Regions from separate parts of the Mus musculus genome. Here regions 2 and 3 are each linked to region 1. A link is a loop called in an ENCODE intact Hi-C map of the cell type or tissue named here. Cell type or tissue: heart. All regions are shown on one strand.

Region 1 (5,000 bases):
CTCTGACACTCAGAGTCTGATCTCAACCCTTCTTACCCCATTGCTCAGTTCCCATTTATGAGAGCCAGAACCTAGTTAATACCCGGTCCTCCTCCTAAAGTGCTCCCTGAGCCCTTAGGGCAGGCCATGTATGATAAGGTCTCAGACAACACAGAGACAAATAGCAACTTCTCAAACAAAGGGGAGTTTGTCAAACATCTGAGTTGTGCGAACAGGGTCAACCTCGTACTTATGGGACCTGCCATCCCCACTGGTATGGGACCTGCCATCCTGATAGCTACCCATTCTCCCCCTCTTAGGAGGAAAAGCTAATTCCATGGCTGAGTGGTAGTTAGCTAGTTCTGTAAAAAGAGAACGCCCTTCTCCTTGTTTTTAATTGAGGCAGGGTTTCTCTGTGTCGCCCTGGAACTTGATCTGTAGACTTTGTAGACCAGGTTGGCTCCAACTTCCGGGTACCGGGATTAAAGGCATATGCCATCACACCTGGCTCCCAAGAGTTCAGATAATGTAAGTCAGAGACTCTGCCACTGGGCTAGTCGGCTATGGATAGACTATGGACAGTCATCTAAATACTAAGTAAGAGGTGTCACCCCCTGGATCCACCAAATCCAGGTAAAGAAGACTTCCTGAGAAGGAAGAGGCCGGGACGCTAAAGGTCCACGCAGACCAGCCTTGCCTTCCAGAGACTTCAGGGACCAGCTTTCCGGCTCTGCTCTGGTTACAAAGCTAGAAGCCAGTGGGCACGCATTGGAAACTAAGGAATCCAAACAGAGACATCAAGCATTTGAAAAGTAACTAAAAGAAACACTAAAAGTAACAAGGAGTGAAATGACTAAAGTAACACCATTTTGTCCTGATCTTACTCGGGCTCCATTTTGTGTCTGCTTGAGCACTTTCCCAGCTCCTTCACCCTCCCCCCACCCCAACAACATTCACATCCGCCTTGGCAGCACATTTGGGACTTTCCATGGCTCAGATACATAACCAAAATATTTGCTGGTTGTATAGTCAAAACAAATGCAAACAAGCTCCCCTGACCCCGACGATGCGATGCCGTTGTGGTTTCTCTTTAGAAATGCTATACCCTGAGCAGAGAGAGTCTTTGGGGGCAAGAGCCTGCTCTTGGTTGCTGGCTTAATAAAGGACTGTAATTTGGCCTTATATATGTGTGGTGGTCTATAACGTCTCACCTGGACTGTAGCAGTAAAATATACCAAGAAGCTAAGAACCTGCACTGTACTCAAAATAAATAAGAGAACTTAAATGAACTGCTCAATTTCTTCAAGACTTCAATTTTCTTCAACCATTAAAATAATCTGTGTCACTGCCAACACTCATGAAGAGTAAATGAATTGATCAAGCATTCAACGTCCAGTAGAGCTTGTATCAGGATGTCAACGCTAAGGGGAAGGGGACCACATTCACAGGGCTTTGTCTAGAGAAACGGGGAACAACACATACAACACATGGGGATTGTAGCTCAAAGCTGTCAAGACTCTGAAGTGTTTTGAACTTCATCTTTTGTTATTTGCAGCATCGCCAGAAACTGGTTTAAGTTTGTTTTTTATTTTTTAAAGTTATCGTCAGGATTATTATAAAAAATAAGATGAAATTCTTCCAAATTTTAATTTGGGATGGAATCTTTTTGTTTGCTGAAAATTGTTACTTTCTTCTAGGAGGGAATTTGTTCTGAAGAAACAAAGTATTCTTTTGACAAACCTACATTTCTGGGAAAATTAATCTTTCCGACCCAGTTAACAGTCAAGCAATTAGTAACTTTTAGCATTTACTCCTTTTTTAAAAAAAAATCATATTTACCCTCTCTGTACATGTTTATATTTAGAAAAAAATTAAGAGTTGACTTTTCTCTTGCAGTGATTATAATTAAGCTTTGCCATGGGCCCATAACTCAATGCCGGATTTGTTGCTGTCTTTTACCTAAGGAAGAGCCCCCAAGGACGAGGTGATGTGGCTTCAAGAATAAAATAAAAGAGAAACATCCTTATCTCCATTGTTGGGAGGAAGAGGAGAGCCTCAGGGCAAAGTGCCTTCCGAGTCTGGCTGGCGGGCGGATGGGAACGACTACACCCCCTCGGCAGGCCTGGTCATGGGGCCGGTCGGAGCAGCGCAGGTTGCTGGATGCTAAATTTGAGGACTGAACACAAAGAATGAAAGCTTAATGGAGAAGCACATTGAAGCTCGGTTTTGCTTGCTTCTCTATTCTTCAGATTATCACCGTACTATTCAGAAAACATCGCCTTTAATGGCTTAGAAGATGCCACTTAAATCTTTTTTTTTTCCCTCCTCCTTCAGACGGCTGGGAAAAATTACTGACATTCCCACAAACACATTTGACAATGTTAAACAAGAACACTAATCTGTCTAATTGGTTAATCTTCATTCCACCTATAACCTTCTCTAATCTCCGCTGGCTCCCTCCCTTTTTTGAGGCCCTTTTATCTCGGTAAGCCGTCCGAACCAGAACCTTACTTTCTCTGTCCTCCATGATCCGAAAAGACAAACGCACCGCATCTCTTTCAGACCGACCTGTCCCATTTATGCGTTTTTATTAACATTCCAGGCGACCCCTTGGTTTTATTTCTGGGAGGTTCTGATGCACCCCGAAAAACGCTGCCTTAGCTAACCGCACCGCGGAGCTAGGGGCCACTCCCGTCCATCGCACCGAGGCCAACTGCGGGCTCGGAGAAGCGCACATCACGGCGCCGCAGTCCCAGGCCGCGCTCGCCCGCCCGCCGCTCCGGGCTGCGCCGTTCCTCCGAGCTCCCTGCGAGCTCCGCGGGAACCCCTGAAGGGCCCGCGGCGAGTCGGTCTCCCGGGCTGGGCCGAGGGGACGACGAGGGTGCCGCCCGTCTCCCCAGGGCTGCCGGGCGGGCGGGATTCGCGGGACCGCCGCTGCCGAGTGACCGACCGCCACGAAGCGCCCGCCACGTCAGGCCGACTTCACAGACCCGGCGCCGGCGGTGACGCAGCGGCGCGTCAGCCGGGACGTCAGTCCCGCAGGCCGTCCGCAGCCCGGCGCCCCGTTCGGCGACGCCCCGGCGCCCGGCCGGCCCTCAGGGAGGCGGACCCCGCGGCACGCACCTCGCCCGCGGTCGGGCTGGACTGGGCGGTGTCAGCGGAGGCCCTCGCTAGGCGCGTCCGCCGCGCGAGACCCGGGCAGCTGCGGCGCCGACGAGAGCGGCAGCGGGGACGTCCGCCATGGAGACCCGCTACAACCTGAAGAGCCCGGGTGAGCCGGGCTGGGGCGGCGGGCGGGCGGACGGGCGGGGGACCCGGGACTCAGAGCGCGGCGCCTCGGCCCGCTCGTGTCCGCCGGCCCTCGCGGCTGCTCCGGGCTCGCGCTTTACGCGAGGCCGCGGCCGGTCCGGGGGTGCAGGCCGCAGAGCGGGCGGCCGCTGCGGATCCCCCGATGCGCTGGCGCTCCTCCGCTCCTGGCCTCTTCCTCCCGGTGTCTGCGGAGCGAAGCAGGAGACAGCCGAGCCAAGGGCAGGTGCGAAGGCGACGACGGTCCGCACTACTGACCATCCCTGGCCGCATCTGCGTCCTTCGTGTCCCCTCCGCCTCTGCCGACGAACTTTTGTTAGGTGTTTGACTCACATTTGAAATATCCCATTTTTATTGTGGTTGAAATATCCAATTTCAGTATTTGGGGGAGAATTTATAGACGTAGAAAAAAAAAATATGTCCTGTAGCTAAACTAGTTGAGCTGTGCACTTGGGAATTAACCATGATTTGGGGGGGTTGATTGCTACTTTGAATTTCTTTCCTTCAGTTAATGCCCTCAGACAATCCTGGCCTCCAGTTATTTTCTGGTGCACTAAAAACAATGCCAAAAACAAAAAACAAAAAACCCATTATCAGTTGTCATATCTTTTAAGGCAGACGTAGCACAAATTACTGGAGCCTAAAAAATGTACTTTGATAATTTGTCAGGGGGAAAAAACTCCTCCCTGTTAGCTCTGAATAATAAGCCTCAGGGTATTGATGATCATTGAACTAGAACTCTCGTCACCGTTTGTTTTCTTTCCCACACTGCTTCTTAGTTTGGACTTAAGTCTGATATCTTTATGGGAAAGAGTTGGTATTGTGAATCTTTTTAAAAATATATATATATTTTAAATTTTTAGAATATATAAAGGAAAAGCCAGAGAATATTGGCTGAACAGAATGTTGTTAGCTTGAATGCTGATAAGTAAGTGGCCTTAGGGACCAGATGTAGAATTAGTCATTTCTACGGTGTTTGTTTAAAATTTGACCACGCCTGTGTAAGAATTATATGGCTGAATTTTAATGGGACATGTCTCTGTCTTCAGCCCATCACTTAAAACCTGAAGAGTTAAAAAAGGTCAGAGAAAGTAGAAATGCCTGGATTTTACCATTTTGATGCCAGAATGATTAAATTAGTTGGAATTTTGTTGTTGTTGTTTTGAGACAGTTTCTCTGTGTAGCTCTGGCTGTCCTGAAATTCACTCTGTAGACCAAGCTGGCCGAGATCCTCCTGCCCCTGCCTTCCCAGAACTGACATTAAAGGTGTTTGCCACCTAGCTAAATTTGTTGGACTTTTAAAATCAAACTGTGCAGTAAATTGTACAGTACTTAGTCACACCTAGAGCAGCAGAGGTCCTTAGGCAGATGTCCAGAGAATAATGCAGTGTGAAATGTTGTCAGGAAATTGTTCAATCTTTTTTTTTTTTTTAACAACTTCCTTTTATCTATCTTTTTATTTATGTGCATTTTTTTCCCTTGCATGTATGTCTGTGTGAGGATGTAAGATCCCCTGGAACTGGAGTTATAGACAGCTGTAAGCTACCATCTGGGTCAGTTTATAAGGTCTTCTGGAAGAGCTGGCAGTGCTCTTAACTTCTGAGACCTCACTTCAGCCCCAAATTTCTCCTTCTTGATAGGCTATTGTACCCAAGATTATGATAAAATTTAAGCAACTTTAGAAATTTAATACATTTCTAGATGGGTATGGTGAT
Region 2 (5,000 bases), 220 kb after region 1:
CAGGGCAAAATACATACTTTCATAACAAAACTATAATGTCCTCTCAAGTATGAACAATGTACACATAATACATGGTATACAGTATTTACAAAATATAAAATATAATACAAGCTGCTTGTGTGACTTAAGCTCATTGTGTCGGATGCTGCAACAGGGCAAGTTTTCACTGCTGTATCCGTTTCCTTTCGAGTCCAAAGGTCTGGGGAAATCGATGTTTACCACACACTGCAGACGCAAGCCTAGGTCTGCACCTTGAGGAGCGTTTTCAAGTGCACTGCCATCAGCTCCCGGCTCTGGCTGGGGTTCTCGGCGGTACTTCCCATCCAGTGACTCGGAGGCTTTGGGAGGACACTAGGGGAAGGTGGGTCACTGAACTTTGCTCCGGCGTAATTTTCCTTTTGGCTCACTTCTGTTAGAAATGCTGATTTCTTCAAATGGTTACTTTTAATGTTCTCAGTATTTTTAAAAGACTTTTTTTCCTGCTTCTGCATTCGATCGGAGGAAGCAGAATCCTGCCAAAAGTCACTTTCATTCCTTTTTGCAGAGGTGATCTTGGTTAGTGGCAAGTTGTATTTGCTTTTCTGTCTGTTTATCTTTGGTTGTTCACACAAGTGTATACCATGCACAAGCTGGCTGTGGGGAAGGGCAATTTTCTCCGATTTTCCCATCTTTGATTTTAAAACCTACAAAGGAACACAAAAGTGAGCAATTTTCAAGATAAAAGTTATCTTTACATATATTTTACAAACTTGCTTTTAAAGTCCTCTAGAATTTAATCCGGTTTTAAATAAATACGTTATGTGTGGGATGTGCTTACTACTGGATGTTCAAATGTGCACGCCTCTTATGTTGCTATTGAATTGATGCTGTTAATTATAGCATATATCAAACTTACATTCAGAAAAATATCACTTAAAAAAAACTCAATGTCCATCTTTTCTAACTGTAAACAACAGTAAGGAACAAGTGTCCTCTATAGGTTAGAAAAAAAGTTCCCGTCTGCCTTTCAGATTCAGCAACTTCATGGACGACCTTCTAAGCTCAGCCAAAAGGTCTGTAAGGCAGAAGCAGAAAGGTAAATTCCAGGCCAGCCGGGGCTACAGCCCGAATCCTAACAGGCCACAAACTTTTGCACTGTAGTAACTTTCCCAGCATAATCTACAGAAATGTGCACCAAATGAAAACACCCTTAGATCACTGCCCCTCTGATGCTTGCATGATATAGTAAGGACACAAAAACTGAGACCCAAGTACAAGGTCATACTGTCTTTCCCGTTCAAAACTGCCTCTGAAAAATAGAATCTTCTCCAATGTACAGTGAGTTCTAAGCTAATGCAAGTGCCTGTCTGAAAAACTAAAAACCAAACCAAACCAAACAAAAAACCACTTCAGGATCTAAATTCTTATTCCTCTTCATGGGCACATCTTGATCAAGTACAATTTCAGTACAATGGCTGCTTTTCGTGTCACTACCAACAAAGAATTCTTCAAGCTGTATGAAAAAGGTGGTTTCGGCTTTTGTTTTTCATGCTAAGACAACTCTCAAATCCTTTAGCCTCGACAAAACTGTATCCCAGTTATCCAGATCCGTTAACCGAGGAGTCCATTTTATAACTTCTAAAAACTCATTCAGGGCGCTGCTTAGAAGCCCCCTCCAGCGAGGCAAGCTCGTGCCGGCCTGCACAGGGCCCGGGACACCTTCGCGTCGGGCATCAGACGGAGACTCCTGCCAACTTCCCAACAGCAGTCCGACTCAGCGGATCTGGCTGTGCGTGGGTCCCGCCCGCCCGGTGCCCCACTGGGCACCGCGCCTGCGCCTGCGCCTCCGCCCCCACCCAGCACCGCCTTCATGAGCGCCCCAGAGCGCTGCACGTAGCGGGCTGACGTCAGCCCTCCGCAGGTCCCTGAGCCCCGAACGCCGAAACCCCCTGGAGCGCCGCCAAGCTTCTAAATGCAGGCTGTTGCTGGGCCGTAGCCGCCGCTCCCATTGGCTGGCTCCGGAGCCAATGGGCGGCGCCAGCGCAGCCGCCCAGCCCCCCTCCCGCTTCCGCCCCACCACTCGAGCGAGCGTCACGGAAACTTCCCTCCCGAGTAAACAGCCGCCCCGCCCCCACCGGCCCTACCTCCTTCGCGAGTGGGGGCTGTCTGTGGAGCAGGGCAGTGGCCGCCAGACCTCGCTCCTCCTGCGCGACGATTGGCCCCGGCGCCGGGCTGCGACCACCCTCCAGGCTCGGCCGGTGCTGCTGGAACTGGTGGAAGCGGCTGGGCAGCTGCCCGGCCGGGCTGGCCCGCACCTTTTTCTTCCGCCGCTTCTTGGGCGCCGCCCGCGGGGCAGCCGCCGGGGCCAAGGTGCAGCCGGACGGCGCGGTGGTGCGAGGCGCGGGCGCCAGGCACGGCCCGTCCCCCCCGAGGAAGTGCGGCAGGAAGAGGGTGGGTGGCAGCGCGCGCGGGTCCGGAAGGCGCGGCAAGGGCGGCGGGGCCGGGTTCACCATCGGGAGGGCCCCGAGGAACCCGAGCGGCGCTAAGCGGCCGCTCAGAGCGAGATCTCGCTGTGGGACGGAGACGACGGTCATGGCGCGGGGACTCGGCAGAAAGGCGGGGAGCAGGAGTCACGGGGCGGCGGCGGAGGCTGCTGCTGGAAGGTTCGGAGCAAGGACCATGACTCGGGCGAGGCGGCGCAGCAACAAATAGCGCTGGCCACCGCGGCCAGTGTTGTTACCCGAGGCCCCGCCCCGTGCCCGCCCACCTCCCTGCGGCGGCCCAATCCGCGTGCGCCTGCCAGGCCACTCCCTCGGTCCCGCCTCCGCGCCCCGAGGCAAGACACAAACAAGCAGCCTGCTGCAGCCCTTCACAAAGAGCGCACGTTGCGCAGGCGCGCCCAACGGGCTCTTACCGAGAGTGTCCCGTGAACAATGAAGTTCGACTTCTGCCTCACCTCCCTGGCAGCGATCCTTTGGGGTAGCCTGGGGGTGGGGCAGGGGAGGAGGAGGAGAGAGGCGGTGGAGGAACTAGGAAGCTTCTGACCTCCAGAAAGGACTGCTTTGTAGGTTTTCGATTTCAGCCCTACATAAAAATTTTAAGAGATTTCGGAGAACACTAAGGATTTATTTCACTAAGGATTTACAGCACTGGTGAAGATCTGCCTCCATTTAACCTACAGTGAAATTTGGCTATGTGGTTTCTCATTCGGTTTTCCGACGCTGCCAATTAACCCTGGTGGTGAAAATAAAAAAGGGTTTACTGAAGGATTCTTCAGCTCATCAGAAGTACTCTATAATGCCGAAAATGGGCCTTTAATTTTTTACTGCCTTTATAGCTAAAGATCTCTGGGAGTCTCTTGAGATCTCACATTGCCCCTGAAACTTGATGCTGCTGCCAACCAATTGGCCTTTGTCCCACCCAGAGAAAACAGCTCTGCTACAGTTGCTAGCTAACTGGGTTAACAGAATTCTCTACTCACAGTTTAATACAGAAAAGAACTGTAGACACCAGTTACCAAATAGGACCTCAGAACCAATTTCTGTAATTCATCTTGTTTGAAACATACTTCTTTAATGATTGGGGCTTTATTTATTTAGTTTCCTCTTTTTTCTTTCTTCGAGATGGCGTTACTCTTTGTGTAGCCCAGGCTGTACTCTGTACTCGATCTGTAGACCAGGCTGGCCTCGAACACAGAGATACACCAGTCTCTGCCTCCCTAGTGCTGGGATTAAAGGCCCATGTCACCATTGTCCAATAATTTTTTTTTAATCATTTTACAGTAAGGCATACAAGAGACTAAAGAATTAGACACAAATCATTAAAAAATTAACAGAAGAATCTGAACTCTGGTCTAGGTATGGCAAGGTCAAGACCTGTAACACTAGCTCCTGGAGAGGCAGAAGTAGAGGATGGGAAATTTCTAGTGTAGGGAATTTAATGAGACTCTGCCTCATAATAAAAAGAGCAGGGCATCTAGATGGATCAGTGAGTAATTAAAATGCTTGCTATATAAGCCTAGCAGCCTGAGTCCCATCCCTGTAAGCCACCTAAAAATGAAAGACAGCCAAAACCACAAAGTGGCCCTCTGACTTCCAAACACATTCTGCCGCAAACCTGCTTCCACTACACACACACACACACACACACACACACATAGACACACACACACTGTGAGGAGAACAGAAGATGGGAATGAGCTAGGAGGTTAGAGGCAGGGAATAGTTCCATTGTCTTTGGCCAGCAGTAGGGAATGTCTTTGTTCTCAGGCTAGAGATCCCAGAAGGGAGCCCTGACATCTTACTTCTTTCTACACAGCCACTCCCAGTACATTGATTCTTTGATAGTGAACAGATGATGGTGAAAGTCAGGAATATCCATTCCTGATTTCAGTTCAGACCTTTTTTTTTTTTTTTTTTTTTTGAGACAGGGTTTCTCTGTATAGCCCTGGCTGTCCTGGAACTCACTTTGTAGACCAGGCTGGCCTCAAACTCAAAAATCCGCCTGCCTCTGCCTCCCAAGTGCTGGGATTAAAGGCATGCGCTACCAAGCCGGGCGATTTCAGCCCTTCTTGTAAATGATGTCAGGGTGAGCACTTCTGAAGTGGTAGTCGTTGCATGCAGTTCCCTTGATCGGGACTCTGTTGAGGCTCATCAAGAGACAGCTATCTCCTAGTCAAAGTTTGGAACCCACCACTTGCCAGAGTAGAAAAATGACCTTTTGGTAACTTCCTTTTCATCTCTTTTACTTTCAGATTCTGGACTCCGGAATGCTTTCCCGGGCACTCTGGGATTGTTCACTTTCCTCTGAAGCTGTCTAACCCCTTTCTCCTTGTGGCCCCTTACAAAAAGACGTTTTTCTCTCCCTCTTCTCCATCTTTTCTCTCCAGACAGCTGCTGAGATTTACACCATGCCTGCCTTACAGTCTTGGGAAAAAAACAAAACTAATAAACTCCTTGAGCTTCTGTTCTAAACTACCTTATTAGTGAGACTAAGAACCCTGAGTGAGAGCTTCAATTTCC
Region 3 (5,000 bases), 280 kb after region 1:
TTAGTGAAAATCTTTAAGTAACTCTATTACGGGGGGGGGGGGGGAGGACTTTGGGTATGTAAATACAGTATCTCATTAGGGGGAGAATAAGCAGAAATTATTCCTTCCAACTCCTCAGCAGGCCTGCCTAGGCAAACTAGCAGCTCTCCTGGTCAGATGATTGACACTCTAAAGGGTGGGATCAATAGTAAAAAAAAAAAAAAAAGCTGTAAATTTAGTCAGATTGTGCCTCCCTTCACCTAAGGCCAGAGGTAGGATTTAGATTTATTCTTTTGAGCCTTCGTTTGATTACTTTTGTTGTCACTGTAAATCAAACCCTGGTTGAAAGCTCCTTCGGGAGGAAAGGATTTCTTTGGCCTTTTGGTCCATCAAGAAAGGAAGCAAGGGCAGGAGCCTGAAGGCAGGAACTCTGGAGAAACTCAGGCTGACATCCCTGGCTTGCTCAGCTAGCTTCCCTATACAGCCTTGCCAGTTGATTTTGGTGTTCAACCTCCTGGTTGCAAGTCCCTAGAAAACCTCTATCTTCAAAAATTAAAAAATTTTTACATTACAATTCATAACAGTAGCAAAATTAAGTTATGAAGTGGCAACAAAAATAATTTTATGGCTGGGGCCCCATATCATGAGGAGCTGTATTAAAAGGGTCTCGGCATTAGGAAGGTTGAGAACCACTAACCCATCGGATCAGGAATGGCTTGGCTCTCTGCCATTGATTAGTGTCATAGTTTGGGGTTCCATTGCTGTGAAGTCACACCATGACCAGGACAACATTTAATTGTAGCTGACTTACAGGTTCAGATGTTCAGTCCATTATCATAAAGGCATGAAACATGGCAGTATCCAGGCAAACATGGTGCTGGAGAAAGCTGAGAGTTCTATGTCTTGATCCAACTGCGGCTAGGAGGAGACTGTCTCTGCCAGACTTGATCATGTGCGAGCGTGCGTGCGTGCGCGCACGCGTGCACACACACACACACACACACACACACGCACGCACACACACAGAGACCTCAAAGCCCACCCCACAGTGACACACTTCCTCTAACAAGGCTACACCTCCTCCAATAAGGCCATACTTAACAGTGCCCCTTCCCATGGGCAAAGCACAGTCAAACCACCACAATTAGCAATCAAGAAAATGCCCAATAGACAGGGCCACAGGTCAATTAGGTCCTCAATCGAGGTTTCCTCTTCTCAGGCATGTCAAGTTGATGACTGAAGGGATTATAAGGAAGAACCAGCTTGCTCCTAGTGGCCCACAACCAAGCTTATAGCTACAGCTTTTCATATGGTGTTTTAAATCTCAAGAATGGGCGAAGCCGGGTGTGGTGGCGCAAGCCTTTGATCCCAGCACTCGGGAGGCAGAGGCAGGTGGATTTCTGAGTTCGAGGCCAGCCTGGTCTACAAAGTGAGTTCCAGGACAGCCAGGACTATACAGAGAAACCTTGTCTCGAAAAACCAAAAAAAAAAAAAAAAAAAAAAAAAAAAAAAAGGTGAAAACCAGCAATAAACAAAACAAACAAACACCACATCAAAACCATCTGCTCCAGAAATGATAGTCTTAAGGCTTCTGGAACTAATTTTTGATGTTTTATGGGTCGTCGGAAGCACGTCCCCTACACTTCGCCAAAAAAAGAAAACTCATTTATAATAACCTAGACTCTGGTTTTCCGGACTTTTTGATGCAGGTAAAGGGAGGATTCTCAAATGACCCAGATCCAGCAGAGACATCAAATTTGAGCTATGATTAACGGAAAAGCACTTTTTCACCTGTGAAATACCCTTCTGAATGTAGCAGGTCAGTCCACAGGTGGAAAGAAGCTTGGATTCCTTCTACTTTGGGGGTTTCTCCGGTTTAGATGGAAAAAAAGAGACACCAGTCATTAGAGTACTCACAAAGGCAAAACAGGGGCGGGGCGTGGCAGAGGCCGGCGCCCTGAGATACAGGGGCGGGGCTGAAGGGGGCGGGCCAGGTGGAACCGCCTATCTAGTTCTCAGCAGCTTCCCCTCCCTCACTTGGGCGGGGCTTCCATTTCGCCTGACCTCGGAAGAAAGGGGGCGGGCCCTTTGGGGCGGAAGTCGCAGTGCATTGTGGGTTCGCCGGGAGCCGCGGAGTCGAACCTGAATGAAAGTGGCGCGCCGCTGAGGACCCGGGTAGAGCTGCTGCCGTTGGGGTCCGGGCTGGTTTGCTGTGGAGCTATCGGCGAGGCGGCACAGACATGGCTTACAACAAGATCCCGCCGCGGTGGCTGAACTGTCCGCGGCGCGGTCAGCCGGTGGCAGGTACCCGGGAGGGGGCTGCGGGAGGGTTCGAATCTCACTGCGCCGGCCGGGCCTGGGGGACCGCGCGCTTGGTGGTCGCCAGTCGGGACTCCCGCAAGGCGGAGGAGTGAGGACCGGAGGTGGACCAGACGCTTCTAGAGCTTAAAGTTTGTGAACCTCTTTGTGATATTTTGGAGACTGGGTCTCGCTGTCTTGGCGAGACTTGTTTTCGGAAAGAGAGTAGCTGGGTGTGAGCCTGGAAATTGAAGGAAAGCTTAAAGAGACGCGAGGCTGGATAGCGGGGGACTTTTGGTTTTGTTATTAAAAATTGACTTTTTGCGGAATGTTGCCATCTTGAGTTTGACGTATAGTGGACTCATCCCCGAACTTGCGAGCTGGGATTATAGGCTCGGGTCACTGCTTGGCTAAAAGAACAGTGACTTCAAAGTGTACAGTTTGATAGTTTTGGACCACACACATGTATTCCAGGGAATACACATGAAATAACGGAGGCACAGTTCTCTGAATCCGTGGAGACATCGCACATGGTAACTTTAAAGGACCAGGCTCCACAGTTACCAGCAACCGGGTTAGATAGCAATTAGGAACTTTGTCTGCTGGACCTAGAAGCCAAAAACATTTTTGTGATTAAAATTGAGGAAGGAATACAAGTTCTGTTTTCACAGGATTTACTCAGCTATAGAGTAATTATCGGGCAGGTGTTTGCAAAGATCTGCTAAGTCTCCTTATCGGAGTTATGAGACATAAGCGTTTCCTTTCTCTCTTTTTAGCTATCTGAACACCAGGCAAAATACAGTGAGCTGTGGCTCCCTATTGAGGAGCTAGCTGGTACCCACACTCTCTTAGAAGCCCACACCCTTGCTTTCTGGTTGTCTTTATTCTGAGTGACTCTCTTTTTCTTTTCTTTCTTTCTTTTTTCTTTTTTTTTTTTTTGTTTTGTTTTGTATTTTTTCGACACAGGGTTTCTCTGTATAGCCCTGGCTGTCCTGGAGCTCACTTTGTAGACCAGGCTGGCCTCGAACTCAGAAATCCGCCTGCCTCTGCCTACCGAGTGCTGGGATTAAAGGCGTGTACCACGCCCGGCTTTTTCTTAACTCTTGAGCTAAAACCTGTATATTAAAACTGTAACTTTTTGTTTTAAAGCTGTGCTGGGTAACACAAAGCAGGAAGTTTTAGGATGGAGCTTATGTGAAGATTTCAGCACATATAGGAAGAAACAGTTGTGTTATGCGTGGGTCAGGATGTGGTGGTTAACTGGGTATCTTTTCTGGCGTCATTTGGAATTAAATTTAGGGAGTCTCAGAATTTTTGCCACCTTCAAAATTTCTTGCTCCCCCCTCTCTTATTTATGTTGCTTTACATTATGTGGATGTAACACTTGTATGAACACTTGTACCCATGGCAGGAGATTCCAGTAAGCACCAATTATGTGGTGACAGATAAATGGGAGTGGTGGCATTCTAAGACTAACAAGGACCCACGGGCTCTGCTGCTACAGTTCGTCTCTAGACCTGGCCATGCTGACACCAAGTCATGGCCAAGTAACTTGCTTTAAACATGAGTTTTAGGAGCGTGGGAGTTGTCTCAGTGCTGCTGTTCCAGAGAACATGAAGAGTGGCGCACAACCACCTGCAGCTCCACTTCCAGGACATCTGATTGCCTCTTCTGGCTTCTTCTAGTACCTGCATACATGTGGATTATACTCATAATTATCACATGCACACACATACATAAACCTTCAAAAAGGGGAGTTTAAACATAAAACCCATACACGTTTAAATCTCATGCTCTTGGTATGTGTTCCATTCAGTTTACCTAAAACACTTCACCTTAATATACAATTTTTTTTCTTATGTAACCCACTGTGTGGCTGCCTAGAGACTGTTTGAGCATATGGACATAGGGAAAATATTATGACAGCTTCCACATAGTAGTCTTTCTATACATTGTTGTATGAAACTTCTGTAGTCCTGTTGATCTGCTTTCTGTCATTGATGGCGTACATCCTTTAATAAATGCAAACATCATGCACTCTCACGTTGTGTGTGTTTGTATGGCTGGCCTTGAACTATGGCCAATGTAGTTTGAGGATCAGCTTTAATTCCTGATCCTGCTTCTGCTTCCGAGATGTCGGGAACAAATATGCCTGCCCTTCCCTAGAGCCCCACTTTTTAAAGGGCGCTTGAGTTGGTCAAATAGCTCCTTCTATACTCGTCAACTCCACTCTAGCTTGTCTTTTCATTCTCCCAACAGTTTTGCATTTGCAGGGTGTGGTGGGACGGACCTTTAATGCCAGCATACGAGGCAGAGGCTGGTGAATCGAGGCCAGCCTGTCCTAGGTAGTGAGTTCCAGCCAGCTGGGGCTGCATAATGAGACCCTGCCTCAAATTTAGAAAAAGAAAAAGTGAAAGTTTTAAGCTTTAACTAACTTGCAACTTACTGTTTTTTTTTTAATGAAGAAAAAGGTTTTATGTGTATATATTAAACATATTTTACAATATTGCCTAGCAGTGTATGAAATTGTTAGAAGCAGAGATTCTGCGCTTGTTTACGTTGATTCTTCTATTTTGTATTTTGTAAGCATTCCTTAAGATTTCATATGAAATCCTCAGTCAATAAAGCTATATAAACAGTTAATAAAAGTGATTGAAAGATTTTAAGCAGAGATGGTGGCATATGTGTGTAATTCCCAGCATTTAGTATTGGTGTGAGTTGAA

The links. A loop is a pair of places that touch in the nucleus more often than their neighbours do. Peaks named below come from ENCODE experiments on the same cell type or tissue, not always from the same donor. Only the 100,000 strongest peaks of a DNase experiment are listed, where the experiment ranks them.
Region 2: a loop joins it to region 1, with 14 times the contacts of the local background. A loop is called at or near these places in 9 of 42 quality-filtered maps.
Region 3: it touches region 1 in a loop (3-fold over the local background); 2 of 42 quality-filtered maps call a loop at or near these places.

Annotation. Positions count from the first base shown.
Region 1 is chr4:33,028,367-33,033,366 of GRCm38, forward strand. Ube2j1 (ubiquitin-conjugating enzyme E2J 1) reads left to right here and starts at 3,014. Exons shown (of 8, transcript NM_019586.4): 1 at 3,014-3,250. The coding sequence starts at 3,220. 4933421O10Rik (RIKEN cDNA 4933421O10 gene) reads right to left here and starts at 2,957. Exons shown (of 2, transcript NR_036602.1): 1 at 2,491-2,957; 2 at 1-2,155. In heart, no CTCF peak of the experiment used is centred here; a DNase peak (open chromatin) is centred at 3,055; H3K4me3 peaks cover 2,920 bases; H3K27ac peaks cover 2,008 bases.
Region 2 is chr4:33,245,825-33,250,824 of GRCm38, forward strand. It overlaps Pnrc1 (proline-rich nuclear receptor coactivator 1), which reads right to left and starts at 2,963. Exons shown (of 2, transcript NM_001033225.2): 1 at 2,124-2,963; 2 at 1-683. The coding sequence starts at 2,573. The coding sequence ends at 240. In heart, a CTCF peak has its summit at 3,216; DNase peaks (open chromatin) are centred at 1,967 and 2,827; H3K4me3 peaks cover 3,631 bases; H3K27ac peaks cover 3,685 bases.
Region 3 is chr4:33,308,242-33,313,241 of GRCm38, forward strand. It overlaps Rngtt (RNA guanylyltransferase and 5'-phosphatase), which reads left to right and starts at 2,070. Exons shown (of 16, transcript NM_011884.3): 1 at 2,070-2,283. The coding sequence starts at 2,220. In heart, no CTCF peak of the experiment used is centred here; a DNase peak (open chromatin) is centred at 2,030; H3K4me3 peaks cover 1,642 bases; H3K27ac peaks cover 1,297 bases.